Regions from separate parts of the Homo sapiens genome. Here region 1 is linked to region 2. A link is an interaction called in ENCODE POLR2A ChIA-PET data of the cell type or tissue named here. Cell type or tissue: Panc1. All regions are shown on one strand.

Evidence for each region. ChIA-PET counts read pairs that join two places held together with the same protein. Peaks named below come from ENCODE experiments on the same cell type or tissue, not always from the same donor. Only the 100,000 strongest peaks of a DNase experiment are listed, where the experiment ranks them.
Region 1: POLR2A ChIA-PET joins it to region 2 with 23 read pairs; 2 of 35 experiments call an interaction of 5 or more read pairs at or near these places.

Annotation. Positions count from the first base shown.
Region 1 is chr1:109,217,717-109,220,216 of GRCh38, reverse strand. The region is part of intron 1 of SARS1 (seryl-tRNA synthetase 1); the gene reads right to left. Among named protein-coding and RNA genes, the nearest start is that of SARS1, 5.0 kb to the right of the region's middle. In Panc1, no CTCF peak of the experiment used is centred here; no DNase peak of the experiment used is centred here; H3K27ac peaks cover 253 bases.
Region 2 is chr1:109,369,451-109,371,950 of GRCh38, reverse strand. It overlaps SORT1 (sortilin 1), which reads left to right. Exons shown (of 20, transcript NM_002959.7): 2 at 2,362-2,421. Among named protein-coding and RNA genes, the nearest start is that of SORT1, 27 kb to the left of the region's middle. In Panc1, no CTCF peak of the experiment used is centred here; no DNase peak of the experiment used is centred here.

The DNA.
Region 1 (2,500 bases), 150 kb after region 2:
AATGAGTGTTAATGTCTACCAAAAGACACACATAAGAATGTACATATGTTCTTATCACAAAATATAAGTATTTGAGGTGATGGATATGTTAATTAGCTGCTTTTATTATTCCACATTGTATTCATAAATCATAACATTACATTGTACCCTATAAATATATACAACTATAATCTGTTAATTGCCAATCAAACATTTTTTAAAAAAGAGTCTCTAGAAGCTTATTCATAATGCCCTCAACCGGTAACAACCCAGTTTATCCAAATGTCATGCAGTAAATATGCTAGTAGAATTGATTGGCATATTTACATAATGGAGTATTATATAGCAATGAAAAGAACCAACTACTGCTACATGTTAATAACATGGATGAATCTTACAGACATAATCTTGAAAGAAAGAAGCCATGCCGGGCGCGGTGGCTCATGCCTGTAATCCCAGCATTTTGGGAGGCCAAGGCGGGTGGATCACAAGGTCAGGAGATCAAGACCATCCTGGCTAACATGGTGAAACCCCAGCTCTAATAAAATACAAAAAAAATTAGCCAGGCATGGTGGTGGGTGCCTGTCATCCCAGCTACTCGGGAGGCTGAGGCAGGAGAATGGTGTGAGCCCGGGAGGCGGAGGTTGCAGTGAGCTGAGATCACGCCACTGCACACCAGCCTGGGTGACTGAGCAAGAATCTGTCTCAAAAAAAAAAAAGAAAGAAGCCATATGCAAAAGTATATACTACATAAGTCCATTTATATGTAGTTCAAAATCAGGCAAAGGAATTTATGGTGATGGAGGTAAGAATACTATTATTTTTGGAGGAGGGGCTGACTGGGAGGTGGCATAAGGCAATCTGCTGGTGTGCTGTAAATGTCATATATATATATATATATAGTGTGTATATAAATATATAGTGTATATATATACTGTATATGTACACTATATATATATATATATATATATATATGGAGAGTCTTGCTCTATCGCCCAGGCTGGACTGCAGTGGTGTGATCTCGGCTCACTGCAAGCTCCGCCTCCTGGGTTCATGCCATTCTCCTGCCTCAGCCTCCCAAGTAGCTGGGACTACAGGCGCCCGCCACCACACCCGGCTAATTTTTTGAATTTTTAGTGGAGATGGGGTTTCACCGTGTTAGCCAGGATGGTCTCGATCTCCTGACCTCATGATCCGCCCGCCTCGGCCTCCCAAAGTGCTGGGATTACAGGTGTGAGCCACCACGCCCGGCCTAAATGTCTTATATTTTGATCTAAGTGTTACATTGGTGTATATATTTAGAAAACTCATCAACCTGTACACTAAGATTTGTGTACTTTACTGTATCTATGTCAATAAAAATAAGTTTTTGAAGGGTATATACAGGAATAGTATAAATGCTGTAAGAGATTTGTAAGATAATATAAGGAGAGCACTCAATAAATGAGGTGGCACTACAACAGTAGTTGAGTGCCAAAGAGGGCCGTTGGAAGTGGGAGTGGCACACCCTGATAAGGAGCATTCCAGGAAGAGGCAACAGTCACAGAAGTGTGAAAGAGTCTAGGAGTAGCAATAAGCTAGAGCAAAGAGCGGGAGGCCCTATGTGGGAAGTGGTAGACAGCGAGGCCAGGAAGGCATGGGGGACTTTGTAAATTGTGTTCAGGAATTTGGATTTTTATGCTTTAAGGCTGTACTGTCCAATATAGTAGCTTTTAATACCATGTGACTATGAGCATTTGAAATTTGAAATGAGCACCTGAACAGAGTGGTGCTTTAAGTGTAAAACATACTTTGGAGTTTGAGGACTTGTACCAAAAAAAAAAAAAAAAAAGTAAAATATCTCAGTAGTTTCAGTAATTTTTTTTTTTTTTCAGATGAAGTCTCACCTTGTCCCCCAGGCTGGAGTGCAATGGCACGATCTCAGCTCACTGCAACCTCCGCTTCCCGGGTTCAAGCAATTCTCCTGCCTCGGCCTCCCAAGTAGCTGGGATTACAGGCGCCCGCCACCACGCCTGGCTAATTTTTTTTTTTTTTTTTTTTTTTTGGAGACAGAGTCTCTCTGTGTCACCCAGGCTGGAGTGCAGTGGCATGATCTCAGCTCACTGCAAGCTCTGCCTCCCGGGTTCACGCCATTCTCCTGCCTCAGCCACCCGAGTAGCTGGGACTACAGGCGCCCCCCACCATGCCCGGCTAATTATTTTTGTATTTTTAGTAGAGATGGGGTTTCACCGTGTTAGCCAGGATGGTCTCGATCTCCTGACCTTGTGATCTGCCTGCCTCGGCCTCCCAAAGTGCTGGGATTACAGGAGTGAGTCACCGCACCGGGCTAGTTTCAGTAATTTAAAAATACTGATTATGTGTTGAAAATATAATTTCGGGGCTGGGCGTGGTGGTTCACACCTGTAATCCCAGCAGTGTGGGAGGTCGAAGTGGGAGGATCACTTGAGTCCAGGAATTCGAGACCAGCCTGGGCAACAAAGTGAGACTCTGTCTCTACAAAAAATTAAAAATTAGCTGGGCA
Region 2 (2,500 bases):
CAGTATAAGAATGTTAGAGACTGAAATATTAAAAAATTAATTACATTTGCTATAGGTAGATGAGTTTTTCAGTGAGTTTGCCCATTTTCAAAAGCAAATCTTCATTGGTTATTTGGAGTGGGTGGGAGGGACAGCTTAAGGGCAGTAGAAAACCACAGTTTTGCTAGTAAATCTGGCCTACATTTCCAAAGGAACTCTTTGGATGATGAGTGAGGTCCATTACCATTTCAGTTGTTTCAGTGAAGCTGAGAGTTGCCGGTGACACGTGATAATCCTCCTCATTCTGTAGTTGAGCAATAGGAAAATGTGGGTAATGCCAGTCTGCATTGACTGGGTCGGCTGTGTAGAGCATTGCCTGAAAAGTAAAAGTTGCAGTCCTGATTGGCTCAAGACTGATATCTTACAGCCTGATGAAGACAACCACGAATTCCAGTGCCATAACTGATGGACTTTTTCTTTTCTCTTAGTTATGACAAGGACCTTCCTTGGAAAGATAACCTGTGTTTAGATGACTGTGATCTTAGCCCTTGTGATCTGCCTGGTGCTTGTGGTAGCTCTGGATGTTCCTGTTTTTCCTGAAGGACCTCATTGATGTCATTTCAGACACTATCCTCACTCAAGAGAATGTGAGGTTTTGCTATGTGTGAAATATCATATAAGACACACTGCTATGTCAGTTTTTAAGCCTCTGGTTTCAGAAGCTCTGGCAGCCCTACTTTTTCTCAGATGCCTGGCAAGCCTGCATGTCTGAATAGCCCTTCTTTCCTGCAGAGGCTGTGAGAAGCTCTGCCGAGCATTTGAGAGTTAACCATTATTTACGGAGCAAGACCTGCGTGAGGCACTGATTGTACTAACTTACAAAAATTGTGTAAGAGATTCTTTTGACATCAAAGGTACTTACGGTCCAGAGGGGAAATCACATACGTGAATTCGGAAGCCCATTCAAGACTGCAAGAGAAAATTCGAAGATAAACAAAACAGTTCATGTTTTGAGTTCTGTTTCTTTAGATTTCTATGTGGGATTGGTGGCTTGAGTGACCAAGTAGCTGGCATCCCAACCATTTATAGACATGTTCTATTTTGAGGTTGAGTTTGTGGTTTGGGGAGGATGTGTAATCATTTTCAACAAATGCTTACTGAGTGTGCAAAGTATTCCTGTGGAAGGCACAGGGAGTACCAAGAAGTATAAAGTTACATTCCCCAGCTTCCAAGGAGCTTCTCATATCTGGGAGGGCAAGGCATGTTTAAGATTTTAAAATCTTAGTAAGATTATAAGTCTTAAGAAAAAAGCATAATCATCCACATTTATTAGAAATATATACTGAACTATTAAACTGTCTAAGAAATGGGGCTTGGGTGGTGAGCATGTGGCCTGGAAAAGAGAAGGATCTTCACTCTTTGCTATATAGACTCTATATAGTATGTAATTTCTATATGGTTTGAAATTTTTGCCAAGTGCAGTTATTACCTCTTTGGAATTTTTATTTTTTTTATCAGTTACAAAAATTATAGAGAACAGACGATTGTATTAATACATATAATATTAACCTTGAATATCTCTATGTGGTAGGATTATGAGTGACTTATCTTTATTATGCGTTCTTATAATTGTCTACATCTTCTTTAATGAATATATATTATTGTATAAGTAGAGAAAGGAAGTATTTGAAAAACAAAACCCAAAACCACCTACAATGATTATTATAACTATATTTTAACATGCTTACTATATTTTGGATATAATATACCAGCTTTCCCTTTTTTACCTCCTTACTCTCACTGCAACTCTAGTAAGGTTGTTTTATTATTATCATTATTACTATTGTTATTAAATAAAAAGGTGAAACAAAGGCATTTGCTTCTTGCTTCTGCCCGTTGTCATTTTTGAGTGAGCTAGACTAGAAGTAAAAGGAATCCAGTTACGAACTTTTCAGCTATACTGTAAAGGATGCCCAGAAAAATTTAAATTATGTTGATTTGGTTACAATTACGCCTGCCAGTGTGGGCTATGATCTTTTGTTTTAAAGCATCCTAAAAATACTTTGCTATACCTTTATATTTAGTTCTGTTGGAGAAAGCAATTAGATTGTCCCATCTCCCATCTCCCCATCTGGTGCAGTAAAGAAAACTCATCTGCTTGGCTTACTTTGTGTTAGAGAGAATTTAAATTTCCAAGTTATTTGTGATTCACATTAAGTAGTTAAATCCCATCCCTCCCAAATTTTGTACTGGGAATCCATACCCACTTTGTAATTATGAACTTAATTACTCTGAACAGTAATAAAGTTCAGATATTTAAAGAAGCCAAAGATTGAAGGAGAGTGGCTGTCATTTCTAAATTAATTTTTTTTCCCCTTATAGCATGTGTTTGATGATCTCAGAGGCTCAGTATCCTTGTCCTGGGTTGGAGATAGCACTGGGGTAAGTCATATTTTGAGTCTGTTATTTCAGCCCAGCAAGAAGATGATAACAGATTTGGGGAAGGGTTAAGCACCTAATA